Linked DNA regions of Homo sapiens: regions 2 and 3 are each linked to region 1. Evidence: chromatin loops called from intact Hi-C (ENCODE). Cell type or tissue: B cell. All regions are shown on one strand. Region 1 overlaps MYO18B (myosin XVIIIB). Region 2 overlaps GRK3 (G protein-coupled receptor kinase 3). Region 3 holds the start of LOC124905096 (a long non-coding RNA gene).

The links. A loop is a pair of places that touch in the nucleus more often than their neighbours do. Peaks named below come from ENCODE experiments on the same cell type or tissue, not always from the same donor. Only the 100,000 strongest peaks of a DNase experiment are listed, where the experiment ranks them.
Region 2: it touches region 1 in a loop (14-fold over the local background); 32 of 110 quality-filtered maps call a loop at or near these places.
Region 3: it touches region 1 in a loop (9-fold over the local background); 4 of 110 quality-filtered maps call a loop at or near these places.

Annotation. Positions count from the first base shown.
Region 1 is chr22:25,772,091-25,774,590 of GRCh38, forward strand. MYO18B (myosin XVIIIB) reads left to right here. Exons shown (of 44, transcript NM_032608.7): 7 at 244-420. Among named protein-coding and RNA genes, the nearest start is that of MYO18B, 31 kb to the left of the region's middle. In B cell, CTCF peaks have their summits at 1,049 (motif pointing left) and 1,248; a DNase peak (open chromatin) is centred at 1,031.
Region 2 is chr22:25,700,958-25,703,457 of GRCh38, forward strand. The region is part of intron 13 of GRK3 (G protein-coupled receptor kinase 3); the gene reads left to right. Among named protein-coding and RNA genes, the nearest start is that of MYO18B, 40 kb to the right of the region's middle. RefSeq lists an enhancer at 1,961-2,060. In B cell, CTCF peaks have their summits at 1,235 (motif pointing left) and 1,435; a DNase peak (open chromatin) is centred at 1,224; H3K27ac peaks cover 676 bases.
Region 3 is chr22:26,359,186-26,361,685 of GRCh38, forward strand. All of the region lies in intron 12 of SEZ6L (seizure related 6 homolog like), which reads left to right. LOC124905096 (a long non-coding RNA gene) reads right to left here and starts at 1,840. Exons shown (of 3, transcript XR_007068038.1): 1 at 1-1,840. In B cell, CTCF peaks have their summits at 1,389 (motif pointing left) and 1,591; a DNase peak (open chromatin) is centred at 1,426; H3K27me3 peaks cover 389 bases.

The DNA of each region.
Region 1 (2,500 bases):
GCAGGACCACAGCGAAGAGGGGGTGCCTCATAGGTTGCACAGAGGGCAAGGAGAAGGGATGGCCCTATTTTATTTGTAGGGCTTCATTGCTTTCCATCCAGAGTCCCTGTGCTCTGTTCTGGTCTTTGGCACATAGCTCTCAAGAGGAGGGCTTAGTGTGTGTTTGGTTGCGGGGGGGTGGGGTGGGGGCAGGGGGCCAGAAGGCCAGAAGGCCAGAGGAGACTCTGTGTGATGGTTTCACAGGCCAACCCTCCTGAGCTGGACCAGGTCGAGGACCTGGCCTCTCTCATCAGTGTCAACGAATCCAGTGTCCTGAACACGCTTCTGCAGCGCTACAAAGCTCAGCTGCTGCACACCTGCACAGGGCCTGATCTGATTGTCCTCCAGCCCCGGGGGCCCTCGGTGCCTTCTGCAGGGAAGGTGAGGTGGGACCATTGTGGGCAGGGCTGAGGGGCTGAGGGCAGGGGGGCCTGGGGGGATCCCTCTGCATCTGAGGTGACAGTAGAACCATCAGAGCCCCCAGTCGACCTGTCTGCAAGCAGCATCCTTCTCGCGGCATTGTGGCATCCTGTGGCATGGACCATGAGATTCCCCCATTCCCTGGAGGGAAAGATCAGTCACCATTAGGACAGAAACAGCAGCATTAAATATCACAAGAGTAACGAAAGAAAATACTGAATGAGTGTGAACTCTACCAGACACTGCTGTATGCACCTTCTTGTATTAACTCAGTTGAGTCTCACATATCCACCTGAAAACACAGGTACTGTGATTAGCCCATTTTACAGATGAGAAGAGCCGGCTGGGCCAGGCGCAGGCTAAACTCTCAGGTCTAGCGAGCAGAGTTGCTGGGAGAAAACCCAGGATACAGGGCTCCTGTGTGCTCTTCATCCCATGCTGAACTCTCAGGAGTCCTGAGCACCCACATCAACGGGGAAACAGAAGCTTCAGTTGTACTTTAGTTTTTTTCCTCGGAAGTGTAGAAACGGCCAATTTTTGTTGAGATGGGCAAGAGCAAAGGAAATCTCTAAGCGCCACCTTGTGGACGCACGAGGCACCTCAGCCGAGTCATTGAAGCGTGGGCCCCTTCATTCCTTCAACCCATAGTGATTGAGCTATTGATTGAGGGTCTCCTACCGGGCCACGCACAAAGAACATCAGGGAAGGTGCCAGGCGAGCAACCCTCCCCTTGTGGAGTTGCTGTTCTAGGAAGAAAAGACAGTCCATCAACAATAAAGATAAGAGTGGCCCGAGCAGATGAGTGGAGGAAGAGGTGGGAGAGGTTGGGAAAAACCAGGACAGAGCCGTGTCAGTTCTCAGGGTGATGATTCTGGCTTTCACTCTGAGTGGGATGGCAGCTACTATGGGTATTTATTTATTTATTTACTTTTGAGACGGAGTCTCTCTGTGTCGCCCAGGCTGGAGTGCAGTGGCACGATCTCGGCTCACTGCAAGCGCCGCCTCCCGGGTTCACGCCATTCTCCTGCCTCAGCCCCCCGAGTAGCTGGGACTACAGGCACCCGCCACCACGCCCAGCTAATTTTTTGTATTTTTAGTAGAGATGGGGTTTCACCGTGTTAGCCAGGATGGGCTCGATCTCCTGAGCTCGTGATCCGCCCGCCTCGGCCTCCCAAAGTGCTGGGATTACAGGCATGAGCCACTGCGCCTGGCCGATTTGTATCTATTTTTTATGAACTGGGCAGCCTCCTGAGCCAGAGTAGGCTTAGAGAGAGTCCCTACTGGGGTTTTTAGCAGAGCAATGACATGCTGTGACTTAGGTTGTAAAAGGATGCCTTTGGCTGCTGGGTGGAGGACAGATGGGAAGAGGCTCAGTGGAGGCAGGGAGGCCTGTCGGAGGTGAGACATCTTACCTGTGTGCTCTTCTGGAGACTCACTGGGAAGTCAGAAGCCCCTAGGACACCTGGTGTCTAGGAAAGATCATGATACCTCTTCTGGTTTCCATGTTCTCCTCTGCCAACTGGGGGTGAAAACACATCTTGCCCTTTGGGGCCCTGTGGGACAAATCCATCCCTAGTCCCTGAGGCAATGCTAAATCCATTAAAGGGGATATAGTGGGCCTGTACCCCTCTCTCCAAGATTTTTCTCCTCCAGAGTGACCCACACCACACCTTCAGTCACTCCCAGGGGCTCTCCCACCACCGCTGTCCATGGTCAAGGGCCTGGGAGGACCTCAGAAGCTCTGGGTGGGCCAGAGCTTGGCACGTGCCCTCTCCCGTCCTTGTGGTGAGTGCTTAGGCTTCTGTTGCTGCAGCCCAAGGCCTCTGAGCTGTCCACATTGCCGAGGGACTCCTCCGGCTCCCTGGAAATCCCTGGAAGGGACATTTTTATAGACCCAGATAGCAATCAGGTCCTCATTGGCCATCCTGGATTGAGGCATCAGAACTTAGGCAAAAGCGCCAAAAGATGCAGGCATTGGTACGCACTCTGAAGGTAGATCCCCCTACTTCCCTTCCTAACCCTGGGGTGGGGTGCGGCACTG
Region 2 (2,500 bases), 71 kb before region 1:
CCATGAAAATGATGTAGAGCTAACTTGGGCAGGATGTGTGTTTTCCCATCATTTATAATGTCCTGAACAATTTTCCAACTCATTTAGGGGAAACGTGCAGCTGTTCCATTCTATCTGTAGTTCAGAAAGCTGCACTTGACCACAGGACATGTGAATTCTTTTCCCACAACGCTCCCTGATGCAGCCAGCATGTTGCATGGGAAGAGCTTGGCCGTGCCTTGTAAGCTGTTGACAGGCCTGTTACTGTCTCCTATTTAAAGCGGCTGCATCAGGGAGCAGCTGCGATCACACAGGATCTGTGCACACCACGTGCCTCACTCAGAATGGAGATTATTACTATCATAGGTTTTCTTTAACGTTTTTCAAAATAGAAACCAAGTCTTTGGCTTTGTTCACAAAGAATAATCAAGAATATATTGGAAACAGATGTGCATCAAGATTTCAACTTGAAAGACCAAACTGTCTGAACATGGCAGCATAGACTTGAATAGCTGAAGAGCATTTTCTGATAATTTCTCATTGAGCCGGACATGGAATCGCTATATTTATAAATGGAATTTGTAGCAATGGGGCCCATGTGCTGGAAATGGTTTTGGCACCACTAACTTTAACTCCAAGTCCCCTCGCAAGCCTCCCTGTGGTCTCATGAAAGACTTTTTAAATTTAGCACAGAGCGCTTGTGTCAGAACACAGCAGGCTGCAAGTACATCGGGACCAGATGCAGGAGTGGGGTCCTCTGGCTTTGCACGCAGGAGCCAGGTCCGAGGGATTTGTCAAAACACCAGGAGATCTTCACTTAATCCCTTTTTATACATTAAGGAACATCGTCGGGTGGAAACAGCTAAGTGTCAAGCAGGGAGACTAAGGTTTTCATAAGATTTGATAAACTTTCATTCCTTTTCTCTGCAACCTCAAACATGTTAATATTTCTGTGCATTTTGTATAAAAGAATGATACAAGTATGTTTTTAAAAATTATAAATAACAGATATTGTTTGCTTTTATATCTGCTTTTTAAATGTGGTAATTGTACATTTTTTCCTTGGAAATAAGGCAAAAAGAATATTTCCAATCAAAATCTGTTTTAAAAGTTAACAAATGCTTGCTGGGTGCTAATTTACCTTGTTTTGATCTTTTTTTTTTTTCCCAAATTAATGCTTTTAAGAGATGGCAATTAGTTTGTGTTTCACTGCATGATATGGAAGGAAATAAAGGACTAGAGTGCCCTCTCTTGTACAAAAAGAAAATTAAAGTGTTTCAGACAATAAATGGCCTGAAATGTAATAATCTCAAAAGATAGTTCAATGTATAACCTAATTAATTCAGTAGGATGACCAGCTCAGTAGCAGTAAGTAGCAGTGCAAGATAAGTGGCATTTTAATTCTTTTTTAGAATCTCTGATTTATGTGTTCAACATTCTAATCCATTTTATGGAGTTAATATTAAAATATTTTGCATAATATCCTGCCTGCCTCAGATTATGTCATATATGCCTTATAAATAAATTTATAAGATGACTACTTTGTAGGCACATCTTGTTATAAGAAAAGTCAATCATATGTGTCCCTTTAATTTTCAAAATGAAAAATAAACCATGGTAATTTAGTTTGCATATTTAATAGTGTCTTTTAATGATAAGATTTCCTTTGAAAGCCAGCTTCTCCAAAGTTTTTAAAACATGAGAGTGAGAATAATCTGTTTTACATAGTTCACCAAGTAGACATTCATTTCATAAAGTAAGAGTTATCTTTATTAATTTCACCAGTGGTTACTGTATTAGGTACCTACCGTGTACTGCCATTGTCTTGGCTACTTGCATAGATGTCACTTTAGTTTTTCCCTTCACTGCTTCTGTGAAGTATGCGGCTTGATCCCCGCTTTACAGATGAAGAATTGATACTGAAGGTTTCTATGTGGCTGACAGTCACTAAACCAACAAGTCACAACTTGAACCCAGCTTTTCTGACTCTGGAGTCGGGTTCTGCACAGGGAAAACAGGAAGCGCTCAGAGCTGTGGAGAATCTGCTGGTGCACGGTTAGTTTCTGTTTTCATCAAAGGGATGTATTACTTAAAATGACTGGTTTCTAGGGGTGAATCATTTCATCTCCTTCATGTTTTGGTTCAACTGCTGTTCCTTGGGCTGTTTGAGGGACCAATATCCATTTTTCTGAAAAATGTACATGAAAGTTATTGTTTAGCTCGAACTCTCATATGACAAATGTTATATAAATGACTTTTATTCTCATGATTACCTGTTGGCTAGTTATATATTCTTTTCTAATGATGTTTCCATTGGAACAGCGTATTTTAGGGCCACAAGTTCACTGAAGTGAGATTCAGGCAGTTCAAGTAAGATACAAGTCTTGCTATTTCAGGACCTAGCATTTATTCACCAGTTCTTCCATGGAAATGATAAATGTTTACGGCTTTTGCATTTCTCCAGTTTTGAATGAATAGTGATAGGACATCATACTTTACCCAAATATTAGTCAGTGATATG
Region 3 (2,500 bases), 590 kb after region 1:
GTTCCTGCTGGGGAAAAATTCCATATGACATTGTTTTCAAACTCTTACTGAGGACTGGGTCAAAATTGAATCAGGCTGACTTGAAAGCTAGAGAATCCTCAGCTCAAATTGCAGCTCAGCCACTTCCTGCTTGAGGGGACTTTTCACCAGTGAGTTCCACCTGAGCCTCAGTTTTCTCATCTGTAAAATGGCTGCATGGTGCAGTGGTTAAGACCGGACTTGGACCACCTGGATTTGAATCTTATTTATACCACTAACTAGCTTGTGACCTTTAACACGTTACCCAACCGTTCTGCGCTGCATTCTCCTTGGATACAAAATGGAGATGATGACCAGGCATGATGGCTCATGCCTGTAATCTCAACACTTTGAAAGAACGAGACAGGAGGATCACTTGAGGTCAGGAGTTCAGGACCAGCCTGGGTAACCTCAGGGTCCTCAGGACCCTGTCTTCATAAAAAATTTTTAAATTAGCCAGGCATGATGGTGCACGCCAGTGGTCCCAGCGACTCGGGAGGCTAAGGTGGGAGGATCTCTTGAAAGGGAGGTCAAGGCTGAAGTGAGCTGTGTTCACGCCACTGCACTCCAGCCTGGGTGACAGAATGAGACCCTGTCTCAAAAATAAAAATAAAATAAAGTAGGAATAAAGATATAATATCTGTGTCTTAGGGTTGTTGTGATAACTAAATGAGTTCATAGATATAAAACACTCAGAATGGAATCTGGCTCAGAGAATGCCCTCAGTAAATATTGTAAATGTTGGCTGTTTTGGTCATGATTGTTATTACCTTCAAGGACTTTGCAGAAGGATTAGAAATAATATATGCAAATCATCTAATACAGAATGGTTGTGCAAATACTTTGGAAATTAATTAAATGATGAGTTAATATGTTAACCATGCCAGGACACCAAACCAGTGGTTCTGAGCCCTTGCCAAACTTTAAAATCTCCTGGAGAGTTTTAAAAAGAATACTCTGGGTGACTAATTAAATTAAAATACCATAGGGGCGGAGCCAGGGCACAGGATAACCCAAGGCCATTCTAGCACTTAGCCTGGGGGTCCTGCTCCTAGGTCGGCTGTCAATATCCTCCTTTACACCCAGGTCTAACGATTTATCCTTTATGCACCTTCCATCTCCCCAGGGCGAGGACAGTGTTTAGCACAGGTTTGGTATCAGGAAATACTTCTGGAATACATACAGGACTGAATTAGTGTTCAGTTACATGAAGGCAGGGACCATGTTCGCCTTGCTCATCATTGTATGCCCGGCGCATACAATGCCTGGCACACAGAAGGTGTCCAGTGAATATTTGTTGTATTAATTCATCTGTTAATTTATGAAAGAAAATTTCCGAGGAAAGGTTCATGGGGGAATTCTTTTGTGTCGCCACTGCCACCTGCTGGTCATTTTTCTGCACTGCAGGTAATACAGTAGGGATTTGTGTTCTCTGAAGGGAGCCACCAACGTCATCAAGAAAAAGCCTCCCCGACCAGGGGGCGGGAAAGTGAGGCTTCTCCTGTGCGCTTTCCCCAGCACAGCTGAGACCACACTGGGCTGTAATGACCCGGTAACTGTTCTCTGTTCCCCATTCGACTGAGTTTTGGGAGAACAGAAAACGTGATTCTCTAATTCACTGCTTCATACCCAGCTCCTAGCACAGGGATGGAACATTGGAGGAACAGAGTCTACGGGCTGAAAAAAAAACAAAAAACAAAAACAAAAACAAAAAAAACACGGAGAGTGTATTCTGGACTCTGGGAGTTCAAAAGCTATAAAGTGTTGTGCACCGGGCTGCACTTCCCGAGGAGTAGGAGTATTAGATACACTACGGGGATACCCACGCGGCTTTAAACAGTGTCCAGATGAACTTTTTGTGAGTCGTTTGGCTTAAGAAAATTAGAAAAATTAAAACTGACATGTGAAACCTCTGATTATAAGACTATTATTATTTAGAGTGAGGCTAAATTATACTGTGCAATCTAAATAGAAAAACAAGTCAATAGAAATTTTTAAAAATATATTACATAGGCCAGGTGTGGTGGCTCATGCCTGTAATCCCAGCACTTTGGGAGGCTGAGGCGGATGGATCACTTGAGGTCAGGAGTTCGAGACCAGCCTGGCCAAAATGGTGGAACCCCGTCTCTACTAAAAATACAAAAACAAAAAAAATCAGCTAGGCTTGGTGGCGCATGCCTGTGGTCCCAGCTACTCGGGAGGCTGAGGCAGGAAAATCGCTTGAACCCAGGAGGCTGAGGTTGCAGTGAGCTGAGATCACACCACTGCACTCCATCTTGAGTGACAGAGTGAGACTCTGTCTCAAAAAAAAAAAAAAATATATATATATATATATGTATTAAGTGAACAACAGTACAATTGGTATGAAAATATGACAAGAGTTTTAAAAGCCATAAAAATAATCAGTGTATATTGGGTGCTCACTATATGCTGCCCATCTCATGTGCGTGAGCTTGTTTTATTCTCATAACAACACCTTGAG